2 separate regions of the Homo sapiens genome follow, and region 2 is linked to region 1. The links are chromatin contacts, found by Hi-C or POLR2A ChIA-PET in ENCODE. All regions are on one chromosome and are shown on one strand. The core of a region is the stretch at or near the end of the contact, and the rest is flanking DNA. Distances in the headings are between cores, read along the strand shown. Region 1 has its middle 13 kb from the start of ARSI. Region 2 has its middle 13 kb from the start of RPS14.

Region 1 (4,961 bases), core at 2,277-4,776:
AGAAATTAGATCGCTTGCTAAGTTTATGGTATTTTGTTATGGCAGCCCTAGCAAGCCAATAGCACGTGAAGGAGAATTTACCAGAAAACCCATGTCTGTGGCCCACCAACCAGCAGCAGCATTACACACAGTGACTACATCTCATGTTTTATGCATTCCAACCATCAAAAATTAAAGAGAAAAATTCAATTAACCATGCAAGGGGGAAGAGTGGATTATCTTTCCATTCTATGTTTAGAAAATGATTACAAAACCATTTTCCTGTCAAGACTGTGGTGACACCTGTGGCCGGTGCTCATCCTCCCAACACTACACTGCTCCTGAGTCTGGGCCTTTTTTCTGTTGTCTGCATCTAGGACTTCCCTGGTGCCTGAGTGTGCTCTCTGGGTCCTATTTAGAGAAACAACTGGCTGGGCTCTGCTCCCATGGGCCCAGATGTCAGGTTTGAGGTTCTAGAGAATTAAGGGGTCAGAGTGGCCTGGACTCTGTCTCCAAAACTGCCCTTCTTCATCATTTTTCATTCCTTTCCTCCAGCCAGAAAATGAAATTGGAGTTATTTCCTCTCAGAACCTGAAAAAATGTTGCCTTCATGTTTGGCCACGGACAGACGAGCTGTCTCAATTATCCTGGGAAAGGCCATCTAAACATCGGCGATTCCACTGGGTTTTTCTTTCCACCTTTTCCTCCTCCTCCTCCTCCTCATCCTCCTCCTCCTCCTCCTCCCCCCAGCCAGGCCTCCAGGCTCCCTTCCCTGCTCCACAGTGTCCTCAGGGGAACCCCAGCCCTCTTCTCCTCCTCCAACCCACCTCCTGCCTGCCTTTGCCACCAGCCTCTCTGGCTTGCTATCATATTCAGGTGACCTGCCGGGGGTCAAGTTTTCCTTAGGGTTCTGTCTGAAGCTCTTGGCTCAGGACCTGGGGAAGAACAGAGGGAATCAAAAAGTGATTCAGTTGCAGGGTCCAGGCTGGCATTTGGTGGCTGACATTGTAGATGGTTCTACCTAGAGCACCCTCAAATACAAGACTCTGAACCCAGCACCGAGCGGGCATCAGTCCGAACTCTTTGGGTGACAGAAACCCAACTTGCCAGCTTAGGGAAGAAGGAGGAATTTCCTGACTCGCGTAACCACAAGGAAGGAGACAGGATGGAATCAAGCTTCGGAGATGACTTGAACTCTTTCCACCTTTCACCTTTACATTTCTTTGGGCGTCATTGTCATCCTTCCAGACAAGTAGCCCTCACCATGACCAGGAAGGAACTAAGAGCCACTCTCTAGGTCCAAGTTAAAATGTATCAGAGAATTTAGACATGGCTGGTGGGAAAGTAAAATGCCCCTGTGGAAAATAGTTTGACGGTACTTCACAAAGTTAGACACAGAATTGCCATATGACCCAGCAATTCCACTCCTAGGTATATACCCAAAAAAGTTGAAAACAGGGATTCAAATATACGTTCCTCATAGCATTATTTACAATAGCCAAAAGGTGGAAACAGCCCAAATGTCCTTTCAATGGATAAATGAATAAATTGTAGTAAATACACACAATGGAATATTATTCAGCCATAAAAAAGAAATGAAGTCCTGATATATACTACAACCCAGATGAACTTCAGAAACATTACGCTAAGTAAAAGAAGCCACATGCAAAAGTTCGTGTATTGTGCAATTCCATTTGTGTGAAATATCTGGAATAGGTAAATTCATAGAGACAGAACCTGGACTGGTGGTTGCCAGGGTCTACGGGAAAGGGAGAATGGAGAGGGTTTCCTTTTGAAATGATGATCAATCAACAGGGTGTAGGGTGGCACTTACAAAAGAAAGGGCAGCTCCCACTGGAGTCAGGTGGCTACAGTTGAGGGTAGTCACATTCTTGCAGGGTGGAAGACAGAGTACTCTTTTGGAAAAGAGTAGTTATTTATTAAACTATAGTTTAATAAACAAGATGTGACACAATCAAACATTGGAGATAGGAGAAAATTTAGAACTACTCCATCAACATGGTGGCCACTAGCTGCCTGTGGCTAGTTAGATTTAAATTAATTCAATTCCTAAATAACAATAGCCACCTTTCAAAAGCTAGTGGTACCAAACTGGGTAGCAAAGACGTAGACATTTTCTACCATTACAGAAAGTTATATTGAAGAACATTAATTTAGAGACTGCAGAGTATGACTTTTTTTTTTTTTTTTTTTTTTTGAGACTGGAGTGCAGTGGCACGATCTCGGCTCACTGAAACCTCCATCTCTCAGGTTCAAGCGATTCTCCTGCCTCAGCCTCCCAAGTAGCTGGGATTACAGGCGCCCGCCACCACACCCAGCTAATTTTTATATTTTTAGTAGAAACAAGGTTTTGCCACGTTGGCCAGGCCACTCTTGAACTCCTGACCTCAGATGATCCACCAGCCTCAGCCTCCCAAAAAGTGCCAAGATTACAGGCATGAGCCACACCATGCCCAGCCGACTTCTTCATTTTATAGGTGAGAAAAATGAGGCCTAGAGAGATGAAGCATCTTATATAAGCACACACAACAATTTAGGGCCGCAGCCATAACCAACACTCAGGGCTTAGTTTAGGAAAAGTGGAGATGATGTTTTTAATTGGGAAGAAGCTCTATTGTCTCTTGTTTATAAAAGGAACATGCTTGTTGCATGCATTTTAGAAACACTCAAAAAATATTAAGAAAAATAAAGACCGACATAATTTCCATGACTCAGAGATTGTCATAGTTAACATTTATATATATTCTTCTAGGCCTTTTTTTTCCTATGCATTTCCATTCATAGACATATATATAGATTAAAATGCATTTTATTCTGTCTCCTGCTTTTTTCTCATTTAATATATTTCGGACATTTTTTATGTCATTAAATGTAGATTTATGCCATCATTTTAATATCTGTGAGAGATTAATTTTGAACAGGAGATTCTGCAAGACTCTTTTGAGGAAGTGGCATTTGAAAACAGACCCTTGAAGAATCAGGAGGCTGAGACGGTGGCCAGAGCGTTCTCAGCAGAGGGCAGAGTATAGACAAAGTCAAGTTGGTGACAGGACACTCTGTCCATTAGAAGCTTGCTTTTGACAGATGCAAGAATCAGGGCTCAGAGAGGCAAGGTAATGTTTACCAAGGTCATACAGTGAGTCCTTGTAAAGGGCAGGGCTCGAACCCAGGACTCCCAACTCTCAGGTCTGGGCTTTGGCCTCCAGAAAATCCAGTCTCGATTCTTCACATTGGTATTCGCAGCTTTGCATCACCTGGTTCTCACCCGCTTTGATTACCTTAATCACAGATGACATCCCATCACAGGACATCCTCTGCATCTGCTCCATGCACAGGCAGGGAGGTCAAGGCCCACTGAGGGGAAGGCAGTCTGAGTCATTAAGCAAGATGATAATCGCTGGCATGGAGAGAGCCCTCACTGCATGTCAGGCCATGAACTGGGGCCTGGTCCGCATCCTACCACAAGACCCTCTCTTCTCCTCCCTGGGGGCTGTGCCTGTGTGACCCCTGAGTCACCGTCTGCCTGCCTCACTGCTGTGAGTCAGCGGCATTCTTTGTGGCTGAGAGCAGCGCAGCTCAACCTCAGGGCCCTTCCCCTGTACCTTGGTGAGCCTGGCACATCCTCCAGCTAGGCTAGGAGTAAAAGAGTCAGCGGATGAGTGGCCTTGGGTCATGGCCTGAGAGCTGACCTGTGGGGGCCACTGGGATTCGGATGACTCAGAGCTGCCTCCATGCTGTTCGGAAGCTGGACACTGACTCTGTGAAGTAGTACTGGGCAGAAAGTACCAGCAACTGTCTGGGCTGGGAAGGGATGGTAGGAGGCAGTGAGAAGTTTCCCTGATAACCTCCCTTACCCCTTTGAGTACAAGTCAACCCCATCTCCGGGTGGCTGTTGGGGTGAGGGTTAAGAGCATGGGTTTTGCCACAAGGCAAACCTAGTTTGGGGTTGGAGTCCTAAGTCTGCTTCTTACAGTGTGACCTTGGCAAGTCACTTAACCTCTCTGGGCCTCTGAAAAAGGGAAACTGGGAAAACCAGTGCCTGCTACTGCAAAACTAAATGAGATCATGTATGTAATGCACTTAGCACAGTATAGGACACTGATAAAGCTCTTAGAAATTGGTAGTTATTATTTAGATAATATTATAGTAGACATTATCCAGGGTCTCTTCTAACATTCTCCTTTCATTTATTCACTCATTCATTCATGTGATGAGTATTTATATATTGAGTACCTATAGGAGTTGGGGGACAGAGTTCAGAACAGGCTTTCTGAGGACTGACGGTCACCCAATTGCTAATTGTATTATTCTGTTTTCATACTGCTATAAAGAACTGCCTGAGACTGGGTAATTTACAGAGGAAAGAGGCTTAATTGACTCATCAGTTCAGCATGGCTGGGGAAGGCCTCAAGAAACTTACAATAATGGCAGAAGATGAAGGGGAAACAAAGCACCTTGTTTACAAAGCAGCAGGTAGAAGTGCCAAGCAAAAAAGGAAGAGCCCCTTATAAAACCATCAGATCCCATGAGAACTCTATCGCGACCCACCCACCATAATCCAGTTACCTCCACCTGGACTCTCCCTTGACACGTGGGGATTATGGGGATTACAGTTCAAGAGGAGACTTGGGTGGGGACACAAAGCCTAACCGTATCACTGATGTTCACGGTTAACCCCTTCGTTGAGCAAAGAAAATACAGATATCAATAGACATGGTTCCTTCCATCATGGAACTTATATTCTAGTGGGGGAAAATGAGACAATAAATAGACAAATGGACAATAAACAAGAAAATGACAGATACAGTGGAGAGTGATGGGAAGAGGCCACTTTGGATGGAGTGGCCAGGGGCAACCTCTCTGAAGAGGTGGCATTTCCTGAGCCAGGAGGGCTGAGCCATGAGGGGAGCCTGGGCTTGTGAAGAGGCAGGAGGAGTGTCTCAAGCACGGCGAGGTCAAGG
Region 2 (5,036 bases), core at 321-2,820, 120 kb after region 1:
CCCTGACAGGCCTGATTGTTTACTCCCAGGAATTTGCATTACTTGGATTTGGAATCCCTGTCGGTAGGCCTCTCTGACAGCATACCCTAAGCATCTGCCATCAGGGCAGGATGATGTCATGATGAAGGGCCCGGACTCCGGAGCCAGGCAGAGCTAAGTTCAAATCCAGACTCCTCCACTTACTTGCTGTGTGATCTTGGCTGAGGCACTTAGTCTCCCTAAGCAAGCCTCAGTTTTCTCATCTGCAAAACAGGACTAATAATAATAATAATCTTGCCTGCTTCATAGCATGTTGTGAAGATTGATTAAGAGAATGCAGCCAGGCGCAGTGGCTCACACCTGTAATCCCAGCACTTTGGGAGGCCGAGGCAGGTGGATCATGAGGTCAGGAGTTCGAGACCAGCCTGGCCAATATGGTGAAACCCCGTCTCTACTAAAAATGCAAAAAACTAGCCAGCATGATAGCAGGTGCCTGTACTCCTCGCTACTCGGGAGGCTGAAGGGGAGAATCTCGCTTGAACCCGGGAGGCGAAGGTTGCAGTGAACCAAGATAGTGCCATTGCACTCCAGCCTGGGTGACAGAGCGAAACTCTGTCTCGGAAAAAAAAAAAAAAAAAAAGAGAATGCATGTAAAACACTCGGCATAGTACCTACCTCAATAAATGTTTGGCATTAATATCTAAGGCTGTGCTGTCTAACATGGCAGCCACTAGCTACACATGGTGGTTGAGCCCTTGAAATGTGGCTAGTCCAAATGGAAGTGTGCTATAAGTGGAAATATATAAGGGACCAGCCGGGCTCAGTGGCTCAGGCCTGTAATCCCAGCACTTTGAGAGGCTGAGGCGGGTGGATCACCTGAGTTCAGGAGTTCAAGACCAGCCTGACCAACATGGTGAAACCCTGTCTCTACTAAAAATACAAAAATTAGCCAGGTGTGGTGGTGGGTGCCTGTAATCCCAGCTACTTGGGAGGCTGAGACAGGAGAATTGCTTGAACCCGGGAGGTAGAGGTTGCAGTGAGACAAGATTGTGCCACTGCACTCCAGCCTGAGTGACAGAGAGACTCCGTCTCAAAAAAAAAAAGTACAATGGATCTCAAACTTCACACAAAAAAAGTAAAACATCTTAATAATTTTTATATTGATTATATGTTGGAATGAAAATATTTTGAACATATTGGGTTACATGAAATATATTATTAAAATTAATGTCATTTTGTGATACTTTATCAGTGTGGCTACTGGAAAATTTGAAATTACACCTGTGGCTCACTTCTGTGGCTTGCATCATATTTCTTTGGTGCTAATTCTAGTGGGTTTTATTGTTGTTTTCAGTGGGGGGGAGGAGATCTGGTTTGGTTTGGGAGCATTTGAATTCCACTGGCTGCACCTTTCTCTTTTACATGGCATCTGAGGTGCAAGGGCTCTTCAGAGATCACAGAGATGCAATCTCCTTTTTGTAAAGATGAGGAAACGGAGGCACATAAGAAATGGATAGGCTGAGGGCCACTGAACCAGGGGTGGCAGAACCCAGATCAGAACTAAGACAGCAAGGCAGCACGCGGCTTCCTGTCAGAACAATGCTGCCACCTGGTGGCCACCTATATATGACTGATGTAAGCTCCCACGGCAACGGGGCTCCCTTCAGGGGCAGGACTCTGCTACCGTGTACTTCCCAGCCCTCTGAAGAGATGCTGAGACAGGGCGGGTCCTCCTCCTCCTCGACTTCCTTGGTAGCCTGATTGCACTGAGCCCCAGCCTGCTAGAAGTGAAAGAGTGTGGCGATTAAGGGCACGGTCTGTGGTTATAGACAAGCGTATGTAAGTTTGAATCCTTGCTCCTGCCCCTTTCCAGCTGTGTGCCCCTGGACGAGTCACTTAACCTCTCTGACCCTCAGTTTCCTCACATGTTAAATTTTGATAATAACAGTACTTACCTCAAAGCGACTGAATGAGGTAATACTTGTAATATGAGTCATAAATATTTATATGATACCAGGTACGCATTGTCTCAGGTGCTGGGACAGCAGTGACCTGAACGGAAAAGTCCAGTAGTCACCAAGCCCAGTGGTTCTCAAAATGTGGTCTCTGAACCATCAACATCAGCACTACTTGGGAACTTAGAAATACAAATCTTCAGACCGGGTGCGGTGGCTCATGCCTATAATCCCGGCATTTTGGAGGCTGGGTTGGGTAATCAATTGAGCCCTGGAGTTCAAGACCAGTGAGGGCAACATAGCAAGACCCCACCTCTAAATAAAGAAAAAGAAAGAAAGATGGAAGGAAGGAAGGAAGGAAGGAAGGAAGGAAGGAAGGAAGGAAGGAAGAGAAAGAAAGAAAGAAAGAGAAAAAAGAAAGAAAGAAAGAAAGAAAGAAAGAAAGAAAGAAAGAAAGAAAGAAAGAAAAAGAAAGAAAAGAAAGGAAGGAAGGAGGGAGGGAAGGAAAGAGGCAGGCAGGGAGGGAAGGAAGGAAGGAGAAAGAAAGAAGGAAAGAAAAAGAAAAAGGAAAGAAAGAAAGAAAAAGAAAGAAAGAAAAGAGAAAGAAAGGAAAGAAAGAAAAGAAGGAAGAAGGCAGGGAGGAAGGGAAGGCAGGCAGGCAGGCAGGCAGGCAGGCAGGCAGATATTCAGGCCTCCATCCCAGATCTACTGAATCAGAAACTCGGGGTGGGAGCCCAGCAATCTGAATCTGATGCATACTTGTTTGAGAACCACTGACTTGGTGATATAGATGTTAATACCAAGTTGGGCTAAGATCTACACATTTGGCCGCATACATGGATAAATAGCTTGAGAATGATGGGCAGAGGTGAGGGATGCTAATGGATCTGTGATGTCAGGGAAGTTTGTCTGATAAGGCGACAGTTTCCAGCAGAGATCTAAAAGTGAGTATCTAGAGGAAAGAGAAGAAGGTCATGCCATCTCCTCTTCAAGACTCTCCCTGTAGACTGTAGACTGCATTCATGACTCTGCTTACTTCTCACTGGCCACAACTTAGTTGTGTGAGTGACACTTAGCTGCCTGGGAGGGGGCTGGAAACTGTACTGTTTATTCCTTGTTTCTCTTAATTCTATGTTTCTTCTTTTTTTTCTATTTTAATATTGCTCAGACCATCCTCCATAAAATGTCATCTTCATTCTGATCAGCCATACACGCAGCTAAAAATTGAGATTCCTATTTCCAATAGAAGATGAAGAGAAAGCATACTGGGACACAATTATCTCTGCCACATGGTGGTTGAGTCCTTGAAATGTGGCAAGTCCAAATGGAAGTGTGCTATAAGTGTAAATGTACAATGAATCTCAAACTTACCACAAAAAAACAGTAAAACATCTTATTAATAATTTTTATTTTGATTATATGTTGAAGTGAAAATATTTTGGACATATTGGGTTAAATGAAATATATTATTAAAATTAATGTCACTTTTTGGTACTTTATTAATATGGCTACTAGAAAATTTGAAATTACATATGTGGTTCACTTTTGTGGCTTACGTTGTATTTCTTTGGTGCTAATTCTAGTGGGTTTTATTGTTGTTTTCAGTAAGGGAGAAGAGAGATGGTATGTTTGGTTTGGGAGCATTTGAATTTCACTGCTTGCACCTTTCTCTTTTATGTGTTTCTGATATAACTAGCCTTTGGAAGTCTTTTACACGTGTATGCCTCCAGTGATGGAGAGATCACTATCTCATGAAGCAGTTTAAATCTCTGAGCAGCTCTTTTAGAAAACTCCTTTTTAGGCCAGGCGCAGGGCTCACGCCTGTAATCCCAGCACTTTGGAAGGCCGAGGCAGGCAGATCACCTGAGGTCAGGAATTCGAGACCAGCCTGGCCAATATAATGAAACCTCATCTCTACTAAAAATACAAAAATTAGTCGGGTGTGGTGTCAGGTGCCTGTTAATCCCAGCTACTCAGGAGGCTGCGGCAGGAGAATTGCTTGAACCTGGGAGGCGGAGGTTGCAGTGAGCAGAGATGGTGCCATTGCACTCCAACCTGGGCAACAAGAGCAAGACTCTGTCTCAAAAAAATAAAAATAAAAATAAAAAACTCCTCTTTAGGCCAGGGATAGTGGCTCACAACTGTAATCCCAGTACTTTGGGAAGCCAAAGTGGGATGATTGCTTGACCCCAGGAGTTCGAGACCAGCCTGGGCAACATTGTGAGACCCTATCTCTACAAAAAGTGGGGAAAAAATTAGTTGGGAATGGTGATGCACACCTGTAGTCCCAGCTACTCAGCAGGCTGAGGTGGGAGGACTGCTTGACCCTGGGAGGTGGAGGCTGCAGTGAGCTACAATCACACTACTGCACTCCAGTCTGGGCAGAGGTCTTGTCTTCAAAAAAAATAAACATAAATAAAGAAGGGAAGAAAGAAAAAGAAAAGAAGGAAGGAAGAAAGGAAGGAAGGAAGGAAGGAAGGAAGGAAGGAAGGAAGGAGACCCCTGTTTATTTGATGTCAAGTCTACCTCTCTACAACTCCTTCCCTAGCCAACTTCTACCATCGTAGGACCACACATAACGACACTGCTGCCTCTTCCCTGAGACAGAACTTTACCTATTTGAAATCCCTTATACGTTTTCCTTTTTGGCCCATTTAAAGTAAATAACCCTCCTTTGCAGCCACATCTTGGGAAAGGTTTTCCTGATCCTGCACCAAGAGATTGAGGATGGCCTTGCTAGTGCCCTCTCTGGACAACAGGGGTCACTGCAAGGTCCCCCAGGTGAATGGAGGCTCACTGGGCACCAGAGGGGCTGGCAAGGCCGGTGCTCCCTCAGGCAGAATTGTCTTCAGTTCCAAATCCTCTTGGAATCTTCTCTGTTTTGTAATTTCTTCAGATTTATTTTGCAGTTCAGTAACTTTTTTTTTTTTTTTTTGAGACAGAGTCTTGCTCTGTCACCCAGGCTGGAGTGCAATAGCACGATCTTGGCTCACTGCAACCTCCACCTCCCGGGTTTGAGCGATTCTCCTACCTCAGCCTCCTGAGTAGCTGGGACTATAGGCACGCGCCACCAGGCCCAGCTAATTTTTGTATTTTTAGCAG

The links. Hi-C counts contacts between places; a loop is a spot of excess contacts on that map. ChIA-PET counts read pairs that join two places held with the same protein, here RNA polymerase II (POLR2A). Pooled maps may share reads with other maps.
Region 2: a pooled map shows a loop between it and region 1 (2.2-fold over the local background). The contact joins two enhancer-like sites. A Hi-C loop is called at or near these places in 2 of 50 pooled maps. POLR2A ChIA-PET finds 5 or more read pairs at or near these places in 3 of 52 experiments (A673, H1 and HepG2).

What each region holds. Positions count from the first base shown.
Region 1 is chr5:150,313,810-150,318,770 of GRCh38, forward strand. No RefSeq gene overlaps it. Among named protein-coding and RNA genes, the nearest start is that of ARSI, 13 kb to the left of the region's middle. RefSeq lists enhancers at 3,096-4,295, 3,437-3,731. Within about 2 kb of position 3,527, at least 9 of the 41 ENCODE cell types and tissues checked have a DNase peak (open chromatin) inside an H3K27ac peak, as active enhancers do.
Region 2 is chr5:150,434,666-150,439,701 of GRCh38, forward strand. No RefSeq gene overlaps it. Among named protein-coding and RNA genes, the nearest start is that of RPS14, 13 kb to the right of the region's middle. RefSeq lists a silencer at 2,727-2,927. Within about 2 kb of position 1,571, at least 2 of the 41 ENCODE cell types and tissues checked have a DNase peak (open chromatin) inside an H3K27ac peak, as active enhancers do.